3 separate regions of the Homo sapiens genome follow, and all the other regions are linked to region 1. A link is a contact called in ENCODE Hi-C or POLR2A ChIA-PET data. All regions are on one chromosome and are shown on one strand. Each heading gives the region's core, a stretch centred on a gene start or an enhancer-like site at or near the end of the contact. The rest is flanking DNA. Distances are from core to core; before and after follow the strand shown.

Evidence for each region. Hi-C counts contacts between places; a loop is a spot of excess contacts on that map. ChIA-PET counts read pairs that join two places held with the same protein, here RNA polymerase II (POLR2A). Pooled maps may share reads with other maps.
Region 2: a loop to region 1 is called in a map of sigmoid colon, with 5 times the contacts of the local background. The contact joins the enhancer-like site here to the promoter of LRGUK in region 1. A Hi-C loop is called at or near these places in 1 of 168 maps with a recorded cell type or tissue (sigmoid colon) and 4 of 50 pooled maps. POLR2A ChIA-PET finds 5 or more read pairs at or near these places in 1 of 52 experiments (WTC11).
Region 3: a loop to region 1 is called in a map of CD8-positive, alpha-beta T cell, with 5 times the contacts of the local background. The contact joins the promoter of LINC03060 here to the promoter of LRGUK in region 1. A Hi-C loop is called at or near these places in 3 of 168 maps with a recorded cell type or tissue (CD8-positive, alpha-beta T cell, mammary epithelial cell and naive thymus-derived CD4-positive, alpha-beta T cell) and 8 of 50 pooled maps.

What each region holds. Positions count from the first base shown.
Region 1 is chr7:134,126,021-134,128,589 of GRCh38, forward strand. LRGUK (leucine rich repeats and guanylate kinase domain containing) reads left to right here and starts at 1,320. Exons shown (of 20, transcript NM_144648.3): 1 at 1,320-1,644. The coding sequence starts at 1,348. RefSeq lists enhancers at 1,173-1,222, 1,333-1,602.
Region 2 is chr7:134,604,130-134,608,481 of GRCh38, forward strand. No RefSeq gene overlaps it. Among named protein-coding and RNA genes, the nearest start is that of BPGM, 41 kb to the right of the region's middle. Within about 2 kb of position 2,131, at least 2 of the 41 ENCODE cell types and tissues checked have a DNase peak (open chromatin) inside an H3K27ac peak, as active enhancers do.
Region 3 is chr7:134,430,340-134,434,691 of GRCh38, forward strand. LINC03060 (long intergenic non-protein coding RNA 3060) reads right to left here and starts at 2,081. Exons shown (of 3, transcript NR_183392.1): 1 at 1,975-2,081.

The DNA of each region.
Region 1 (2,569 bases), core at 70-2,569:
AAAACGATCGAGATTTGCATTTTTACACTTTCTGCCTGATTCTTCCCTATGTCACTTAGCCGAAGCCAGGCCCTACGAGGGTAAGGGTGGGGAAAATTCCCTTGGAGGAATCTCTACTTATTGGAAAAAGAAATAAGCAAAAAGCAAGATGAGCCTGGCAGAAAGAGATATTTTGCTTGTGGCCTTTACATTTATGACTAGCAAGATAATGAAGGAAGGTAATTCTGAAAGCTTTATGTCAGTTTTAACGGTCCCTCAAGCACTGAGAAAGATAATCGTCAATGGATGGTGTCCATAAGGATTTTTTCTCCTTCTCCCCTGACAGCCATTGACAGGATCATTTTGTATTTGCAACTGCTGTCATTGAAGCGTGCAGAAAAGGCCCTGTAAGGCCAGAAGGATGAGGGCTACTTCCCTGCAAGGATCTCTATTGTCATCACTATGGCAATAATAGTTACTATAATTTTCATTCTGCTTTTCTATAGAGTGTCGACGTTGTGGAGCTTAAGGCTATGGGATTTGGGTCACATAAAATCACACTAGCATAAAATCGTGCTTTGTTATCTTGAAAGAGTATTTTTTTTAACTGCAAAGAGAGCCTGTGCAACAAGATTAAAATAATTGCCAATGCAGGTCACTTGACTAATATAATTATTTATGGGATGCTAATAGCTTTTCAGACGCTTTCAGATACAGTGTCAATTTGACAGCAGTTTTTTCTCTCTCTGTTTGGATTGTAAGACCACTGCCAGTTTTTCTCCCCAAGGACAAGGCTTATCATTGGGGGGTGGGGGTGGGGAATGTAAATTAATTGGAAATCAGCTCTCAGGCGTCGTCTGGTAGTTTCTCTTTATTATCTGCAATTAAATCATAAGGACAGGAACCATGCCTTCTATTTCACTTATATGCACCCTCATCTCCTAGCGTCGCGCTTTGCATAAATTTCAGTGGTACTAGCTTTCCTACAGACTGCTTTAGAGACATTAGACACTTCTAAAGTACGACTCTGCGGAAAGAGCCCTTTGGGAATGAAGCGGCAACGGTGGCGCACCTGCGATCCTATCGTGGGATGACAAAGCTCTAAGAGGGGTCTCAGGGTAGGGAGGAAACAGCTGGAGACAAAGAAAGGGGGTGTAGCGAAAAGAGGTGAAAACAGGAAAGATAAGCGAACAGAACAGACCAAAGAGAGAAAAATAACAGAAGAGACTGAGAAAAAGAAAAGTCAAGTGGAGCGCCCACTGCCCCGCCTGCAGAAGGCGAGTACGCGCGGAGGAGACTACAGGCCCCAGAATCCTCCGCGGTTCCCCTTGCCTGGGGTCAGTCTCCTAGGCAACCCCGCTAAACAAGATGGCGACCTCCGAGAGGGCTCTCCTGAGGACCAGAGCTGCCTCTCTCCTGAGAGGCTTGGGCAGATCCCGAACTGGAGCCCGATCGTTACAGTTTCGCGCAGAAAAAGAGCGTCAGCCTTGCTGGTCTTTTCCCATGGGGCAGAAGACGAAAGGCAGCTCTAACATAGCCTCCTCCTACCTGCTCCAGCAGCTCATGCACCGCTATCAGGAGCTGGACTCGGACGGAGATGAGGACCAGGGCGAGGGCGAGGCGGGATCCGAGGAGTCCTCAGAGTCCGAAATGCTGAATTTGGAGGTGTGTCTTCCCCCCCACCCCGTACTCCCTGGCTCCCTCGTCCAGCCCTGTTACTTCAGCGGCAGCTCCCCGATGCACCCCCACCAGCCCGAAGCTTCCCACACCTTCTCAGGCTCTCTCGCCTCCAGGAACGCCTCTTCCCCCTCTTTTCTTCCCCTGTCTTTTACCCCGTTTTCTCACCCCCTGCCTGAAATAGCTCTAAATAGTTCCTTTCTTTTTTCATTAACACATTTGATTTCTTATGAGTCGAGTTAACACAGCGTCACTTTGTAAGAGTGTCTAGATAATTGTCTGGGAATTATGGCTTTAGCTTTTTCAAAATTATACTTTGACAGTATTGTGAATAGGCAGAGTTCATCTCTGACATTGCCAGCACCTGTTGCCCATGGCTATGACATACTTCCACACTCTTCCTCAGTTCTAGTCCCGTCAGCCTCCCTCCAGGAAAAAAAAAAAAAAAAAAATCCGCTTTTGAAAGTGCTTCTTCAAAGACTAAGTGACTTAAAAGTTGAATACATTACTTCTGTCGGGGGCATATGCCTTATACAAGCAACATGCACACACACCAGAAAAGAGCCTTATAATGTTCGAACAGCCAGCTCATTGTGGGAATATTTTAGGATGTGGGGAATGTTCCCATCATCCCACCCATATTGACTGGGATGGCGGCTTCGCGTTTCACATGACTGCCATTCCCTCCTTTCTACAATATCTCTTCTGACCACCACACAATTCCTCTTCTTTCTTATGCTTATTATGGTCCTTTTCCTTTCTTAGTCCATTGTTGTCTTCTTGTCCTTTTCCACTTCTCATCACATCACTTCTTTTCTCTTGGCTTCTAATAAATTGCTTTCTTTCAAAAGCGTAATTTAATTTGCTTCCTTTCTATTTTGTTTATGTTTTTGAGATGGAGTCTGGCTTTGTC
Region 2 (4,352 bases), core at 881-3,380, 480 kb after region 1:
TGCATGCAGTGACGGCACGGAACGGGTCTTTTCCTATTCCTAATGAAAGCCCTCCAAATATTTGATATAGGTCTTATATTCCTATGTTACACCCAATTGTTTTTGATGAATACCCCCAATTAATGGATACAGTTCAAATTCCACAAATTAAATTCATTTTTAAATTCAATTTATTAAAAATTGATTTATTAGTTTACTAATATTGATACATCAATTAAATTACATAACCTCAATTAATACAGTTCCAAATGGATGTGTGTTTAATACCCTTGGCTTTAAGAGAGAGAGAGAAGGCCGGGCACGGTGGCTCACGCCTGTAATCCAAGCACTTTGGGTGGCTGGGGCGGGTGGATCACGAGGTCAGGAGTTCAAGACCAGCCTCGCCAAGATGGTGAAACTCCGTGTCTACTAAAAATACAAAAATTAGCTGGGCGCAGTGGCAGGCACCTGTAATCCCAGCTACTCAGGAGGCTGAGGCAGGAGAATTGCTTGAACCAGGCGGCAGAGGTTGCAGTGAGCTGAGATCGCACCACTGCACTCCAGCCTGGGCGACAGAGCTAGACTCCGTCTTAAAAAAAAAAAATAACAAGAGAAAGACAGGAGGCTCCAGCTGAATCTTTTAGGCTGTCAGTACCTTAGTAGGGTCATTTTGAGACCAAGGTCCAGTCTACAGTTTTTGACATTTAAAAAATTATTTCTAAAAATGTATTTTTGTTAGTCCACTCAGGAATAATATCGGGGATGATCCATAATAATCTAGTCATTAAAAAACTGATAAATATAGTAGAATCTTACATAACTATTCAGAGAGATATATCCATCAAGCCGACTGAAACATATGTGCACCTGCCTGCTGGTCATATATGATCTTTTCAGTAGCCAGAAAACCTTTGAAAATGATTTGCATATCAGAAGAGTGATTATAATAAATAACTTAAGCCTGAGGCACTTACCATCTTGATTGATCCTAAGGACAGAGCACACTGCCATATGCCTGCAGCCCAGTGGGTAGATCCTCTTTTGATAGTTGTGGAGGGAGATTCTCATAAATTCTGGATGAATGATTCTTCCCTTTCAATATTCATTATCAGACATACAAGTCTTCCATCATCTCTGTATTTGGCAGTATGTGTAGTGGCTATGAGGCTTGTCTCTAGAGTAAGTATTTATCAAATGAAGGACTGAATACACAAACCACATGCCACCGGGATAGGATAAAGTCAGTTGAAGTTTAATGATGGGAGCATATTTTGCTGGAGTATAGTTTGAAAGCATTGCCTTTCCAGATAAAATTTGTAAAAGACGTCACCTCAGGCTCCTTCCTATGGTTTAGAAAACACTCCAGTTAGTAATGTTTGTAACATCTTTTGGGGGAGTAAGTTGATTCAGAGATGAGATACAGGATATCCATTTTTATTACTTTCTATTGAAGAGGGTGGAATTTCTATCTTCTCCATCCGACTGGGTACACCTACCCGGAAAGACTCTGTAGCTCCTATGCTCTTTCTACAGTAGAGAAGGGCTTCAGAGAGGACAGGATGGATGACCTCAGCCCCCCAGATAAAGGAGGATGTGAGCTCAACTGCTGCAGTTGGGGAAGCTGAAATGTGGTAAGGGATTTCAGGGAGTGGGGAAGGCTTAGAATACTTCCATGAGGAATCCCCTAAGAAGTTCATGAAGAATGAAAGTTGAACATTGAAGTCACCACTGAGGTTACATATCACATATTTAGAATTAAGTCACTGTGCAGACTTTTGTAATTTTCTGCCAAGCACCTGGCTGCCCAGAGAAAGAGAGATAAGAAGGTTGATTTTTTTTTTGTCTTTTTTCTTGTTTCCTTTTTGTGGAGAACAGGGTCTCGCTATATTGCCCAGGCAGGTCTCGAACTCCTGGGCTTAAGCTATCCTCCCGCCTCTTGTCTCCCTGAGAGCTGGGATTACAGGCGTGAGCCACCATGCCTGGCCAAGAAGTTTGATTTTATCTAGTGCTGGGAATTGCCTAAGTACAAAGGATTCCAGGAGGCCTAGTGACATTAACTGATCTTTAAATAGAAAATCGTTAAGGGTTGTTTAGCAGGAAATGTTTCAAAGCAGGGGAAAGGCTACCCATGTAGACAGATAGGAGATGATTATAGACAATTAACCTGAGAGTAACCTGTCATCTCCCCAATGGCTGAGGTCTCACCATTTCTCTGGTTTACACTTGCATGGGGCTTAAGATCTTCTTGGCCCCAGCTGACTGACCTCCCTGTATTATTTGCTATTGTTTGTTTAATTCCACTATTGTCTTACCCCTTCAAACTTCAGGCTTTCATTATAAATATTAATAATCTGACTTGGTGCCCAAGCTGGGGGACAGTCTAGTTGGGGCTCTGCTGCCACCTAGTGGTCTTTAGTCGCTTCGCATGTCTATGGTGTCTAGGCTACGAAGGGGGCAAGTGAAACCAAGAGACGGCTTGAATAGAAGCATTCAAGGGGTCTGGAGTTCACGACGAGGGTAAACAGAAAAAATTATGAGGTACCAGGAAGACAGAAGAATAATAGTTTGTAGTCTAGAAGAATTTCAGAGTTTGAGATCTTGATGATGGAGGAGTACTAGGGAGGATAATACCAAAGAAGTGGCTATGGTTGGGTGTGGCTGAAAAAGACTGAAGAAGATTAAAGTTGAAGGTCAAGGAGTTCAGGGTCAGTTTGTTGCAAGGGCCATTTACATTCTCCACTTAGAGGTGAGTGTCCCTGTGTTAGGGTCCACGTTTCGGTAATACGTATTTTTTATCTTCCACACTTCCCAATACAGTGTCAGCAAAATGTTGGTGGAATTGACTTGAGTGTTGAAGAAAAAAATCACTCACGATGATTGTAGGGGATGGAGTGATGATTATAACTTTGGACTTGCTGATCTATACTTTTAGATGAGAATGGCTTCAAATAGGCGGCTTTCTCAAGCCAGGCAGCTATTTTCACTCTTTCAGTGACTGCCCCAACGTATCTCCACTGGACAAATCTCCTCATTCCTGGTATTTTACAGTTTGTTGTGATTCCTTCTAAGGCAGGAGAATATCCTGGATGTTGCTGTGTGCTCATTGTCTGAAATGAGCACACCACATGTAGCAGTGCCCTTCTTACCTTTCCTGCCATTGATTCTCCATGTGAACTTTCTGTAAGCAAGATGTTCATCCAGGAGTTCTCCAAAGCCTACCTTCTTTTCACTCCTTTCTGAGTTTGTAAAAAATTTTGGGAGTCAGTTACTCTACTTTCCCATACTACTTCAGGAAATTTGGAATTCCTGCACATCTGTTTCCTGGGTAAGTTGGCTCTTGATTGCACTGTTTTCAGTCAGCTGGGTCTTTGGCCAACCCAGAGTATTCCTTTGTTAATTCCCACAAGCTAGAGGATTTCTAGAGATTTTTTTTCATTCCTTATTCTGTGGACTCTTTATTTCTTCTCACCCTAAATCATCTGCTTGCCTCACCCCTGCCCCACTCTGATTTAACTCCCATGTGGCTCATTAGCTCCAAGCCAGTTTGCAGCGACTCCCAGGCTCTCAGCTGCCTGAAGGATTGGCTGCCATAATGGACACTTTGATGACTATTCTGGTTGTCTCTTGATTCTTAGGACATCTTTGTAGGCCAGCCTATCTATAAGATGACTTCCTTCTTTGTCAGCTATAATAATGGATATTGATTTTTTCCTAATTTTTCATTATAGGAATTTTGAACATATAGAAAGTTAGAGGGAATAGTGTATTGAATGTAGTGTACATATCACTCAGCTTTAGTATCATTTACGGACAATATTATTTCATCTGTACTTTTTTACTTCCCTGATTATTTTGAAACAAATCCTAAACATCATATCCTTTTATCTGTCAATGACAGTGCATAGCTTTAAAAAATAAGAACACTTATTGTGTCTCACCTAAAAATTAGCAAAATTTAGCAAACAAATTTCCAAAGTCATTCAGACTAGAATAATAGTGGTTGAGAGTAGCTCTTCTTGTTTAGAAAAATTTTAGTTTCAGCCTGAGCAAAAACCAAAAAATCACAATTAAGCTTTACCACTGCTAAGCCATTAAATTCTTGTTGATAGGGCAATTCAGGATATTCAGCTTCTATTTTTGACAAAAAAATCATAGAACTGCAGATGTTTACACCACAAAAGTGAATAAGGTCCATTTTGGACATGACCTGTTCAATAACATATGATAGAATCAAACATGTTATGCAAAGTACCTACTGATGAATGATTACAGGTTTTAACATCTTACTTTTTCACAAGCTTTTAAATGAGTCCATGTAACCCTTTGTCTGCTTCACACAAATTTTTACCACCGTGTAGCACATCTTAGCAGAT
Region 3 (4,352 bases), core at 831-3,330, 310 kb after region 1:
GTTTTGTATTTCAGCTGTGATTTTCCTGGATTCCAGTCGGATCATGAAATTTCCTAACAAAGACACACGAGAGACAGTGGGTCAGAGCACACAGTTAGCAGCCAGTGTGCTTGGATTTGCTACCAGCTCAGCCTCTTTCTAGCTGTGTGATTGGGGCACGTTTTCCTCATTTTTAAAGTGAGGACAATAATAGAACCAACCTCAGAGGGCTGTTGTAAGACAATGTCTGTCCATAGCAAGTGATACACTAGTATTCGTTATTTTATTATATGCTATAATTATTTCATTTGAAGCTGATATATTTCATATTAGTTATTTTTTTCTGGTTGGATTTTAGGAGACAATCTAGTTTTATCAGTAGCATATTTACAGATAGGGTGTTTCTATGTTGATTCTTGTAAATTACATTGGCATTTTCTTATCTAATTCTTCAGTTTCCAGAATACCTGATATTTGAGAGGGGTGGCCATATGTTCCAGTTTACTCTTGTTATGCTAGTATCACTCTATCTATACTCAAATGTCCCTGTTTGGAAGAGAAATCCTGTGGTCCTCCTATTTGGAGAAGTGCAACCCTCTTACAGGGGGTCACTGTTACATTATATGGGCTGGGTCAGGAGGTGCAAAGCTGGCATAAAATCAAGGATAGTGTGTTTTCTTTTCATCATTTTTCATGCCAGGATCCCCTTGGCAAGCTGCGGAAGCTTTTGGAGCCCTTCTAAGAAAAATGTTTTTAAGTACATAAAATTAAACACACAAGATTACCAAGGAATTCTTTAGTTTTGAAAGACTGCTATCACAATATTTTTAAAAACCAAATTTGTAATATGATAATATATAGGCTTTTTATTAACGACTAAATAACAGGTCTAGTGACAGGTTTAATAACTCTGGTAATTTCAAAGTAGTGATGCACATAGATGACATCGTGAGATATTCCTAGTAACAGTAATGGGATATAGCAAGAGCTGTGACTTTCTATTTGTGACAAAGTTACAGGCCCCACTTCTGTTCTCTATATTCACGATAGAATGTAATATTTTCCATGTCCATGTTCACAGACCTCTCGGATTCAATCCAGACCTCTTGTGGGTGCCAGTTTAAGAACTGCTGCATGGGCCATGCACGGTGGCTCACACCTGTAATCCCAGCACTTTGGGAGGCCAAGGCGGGCAGATGGCTTGAGGTCAGGAGTTCAAGACCAGCCTGGCCAACATGGCGAAACCCCATCTCTACTAAAAATACAAAAATTAGCCGGGTGTGGTGGCAGGTGCCTATAATCCCAGCTACTCAGAAGGCTGAGGCAAGAGAATCGCTTGAACCTGGGAAGCGGAGGTGGCAGTGAGCCGATATAGCGCCACTGCACTCCAGGCTGGGCGACAGAGTGAGACTCTATCTCAAAAAATAAATAAATAAGAAAAGAACTGCTGCACAAGAGTGAATGTTTGAAGCAAGCAGGAGGGAGGCGAATTGCCCAAAGATCAGGAAGAAAAGAAAGAGGCTGGGATGGTCATAGATCTGCCGAGGAGCACAAGAAGTGAAGAGGAAAAATGACACGGAAGATGCCAGAATGTGGACTGATGGAAGTAAAAGGGCAGGAATGGTCTGACAGATGTCTCTGTTGACAGAGGATACCCCACCCAGAATACAGCCCGTCAGAAACGGGAATGTTCACAGTGGCCCAGAGCGCGGACTTTGAAGCCTGACACACCTAGGCGTGAACCCCCGCCCTGCTGCGTTTATCAGCACGTATTTTGCACAAGTCATTTAACTGCTGTGTCTTAGTTTGTCTTCTGTTTAGTGGGGATAATAATACATCCCTTACAAAATTGCTTTGAGCAGCAGTCTCCAACATTTTTGGCACCGGGAACTGGTTTTGTGGAAAACAATTTTTCCACAGACCTGGCGGTGGGGAGGTGGTTTCGGGATATTATTATTACATTTTAATACATAATGAGATAATTATACAACTCACCATAATGTAGAATCAGTGGGAGCCCTGAGCTTGTTTTCCTGCAACTAGACGGTCCCATCTGGGAGTGATGGGAGACAGTGATAGGTCATCAGGCGTTAGATTCTCATAAGGAGCGCGCAGCCTAGATCCCTCGCATGCGCAGTTCACAGTAGGGTTCATGCTCCTATGAGACGCTAATGCCGCTGCTGACCCGACAGGAAGCGGAGCTCAGGCGGTAATGCGAGAGGGGAGTGGCTGTAAAAACAGATGAAGCTCTGCTCGCTCGCCCATCGCACGCCTCCTGCTGTGCGGCCCCGTTCCTAACAGGCCATGGACTGGTACCGGTCTGTGGCCCCGGGAGTTGGGGACCCCTGGCTTTGAGGATTAAATGAGACAGTGTATGTAAAGGGCTTTTTACTGCACCTATTGGATTGTACCACTTCCATCAATAGCTCTGGCAACAGTATCATTGTCGTCGCTGTTACTAGGAAGGTCCACTTCCCAGCAGTAAGCAGGGCCTCCCACCAGGGATTACCAAAAATCATTGTTGACCATTTGTGGCCAGAAGGGGGAAGCATACACCACACTATAAGCTCAGGAGGCTAAGGACGGGGAGTGGCGAGTGTGGATGGGGACTTCCTTTTGCTCACACAGGCTGAACTCGATGACCGAGGCTTCCTTCGCCCCCTTTGCTTGGCCATGGTGCTCGGAAGCCTACCGGTCCTTGCTGTAGGACCAAGCGCACCCAGACTGCCTAGGCACTGTCAGGGATGTTCTGGTGAGGAAGGCAGGCCAGGGACCCGGCAGAGACCAGCTGGTGTATATCCCATTCTAGCCAAGCAGCATTTGAATCACATACATCGAGAGGGCAGGTGCTGGGGTCAGGGAAGAATTCTACCACACAGTAGTTGGAGCTACGTACTTCCTTCAACTCTTCATGTTATCTAACTTTTCACCTGCTTTCTTTTTGGTAGGAATATCATCTGCCCTCCACACAGTCCCAGGAACGAACAGGCTTTACACATGCTGTGCCCAACTTAGAAACATCTAACCTAGAATGGCCTGTTCTGTCCTCCCTCACCCCACCATGAAGAAATTATTGCCCAGCCTGGGCCACATTGTGAGACTCTACATTAAGAAAAAAAAAAGCCAGGTATGGTTGTGCACACTTGTAGTCCCAGCTACTTGGGAAGCTTACTGGGAGGATTGCTTGAGCTGGGGAAGTTGAGGCTGCAGTGAGCCATGATCGCATCACTGCACTCAAGTCTGGGTGACAGAGCAAGACCCTGTCTCAAAAAAAAAAAAAAAAAAAAAAGAGGAAGAAGAAGAAGAAATTATTGCCGTATTTCTCCCTGTACAGAAAATTATGCAAAGTTTTTCACCTAGAGCTACCCATACACACATAGAAAGAAATCTCCTCTACTTTCGTGGCAGAAAAATAACAAGTTGTAAGGACCAAGATCTTATCGTACTATCCTTTTGCAACCCTTCTGCAGGGACATCCAAGAAATAAGATGCAACTAAATAGGATGGTAGGAACATCGTACATGAAACATCATATATAAAGCTGTTTCTAAGGGAAAATGCTACCCTCTTCCAAGAAGCTACCCCATGACTAATTTGCAAATCTGCACCTTGGGGAATAGAACAACTTCATTGATTTATTTATTTTTGAGACAAAGTCTTGTCTCCCAGGCTGGAGTGCAATGGTGCAATCTTGGCTCACGGCAATCTCCGCCTTCCGAGTTCAAGCAATTCTCCTGCCTCAGCCTCCCGAGTGGCTGGGATTACAAGTGCCCACCACCACTCCTGGCTAATTTTGTGTTTTTAATAGAGACTAGGCTTCACCATGTTGGCCAGGCTGGTTTCAAACTCCTGACCTCAGGTGATCTGCCCTCCTTGTCCTCCCAAAATGCTGAGATTACAGGCATGAGCCACCGCGCCCAGCCAAATAATCTCTTTTTATATGTCCCTTAGCATGTGCCACAACACTAGGCATTTAACTAGGACTCCAAGAATACTTATTGAATGGTACTAAAATCTGGGAAATGGACAGAGAGAGTTCAAGAGATCCCACTTGGTTTTCCATGGAATGGATTTTAAGTTTTCTTAAAGTTTTTTAAAGAATCAGAACCCTTTTCACAAATGAAATCGTACATACAATTTCAACAAAGAAGATAAAAGGGAATTTGCTCTGGTTGAGGCAGTGAGGACAGGGAGAGAGGACACCTACACCACCCCTTCCTTGCCTCCTCAGCCCAGGGAGGAAATCCAGGCCTTTTCAGAAACACGGTTTGAACCATACAGCCTCCCACTGGATAACAAAACAATCTGGTCTCTAGTCCAGATTAGGCCACGAGTGGATGGCCTGGGGTTTTCAAAATCATGTGTTCAGACTA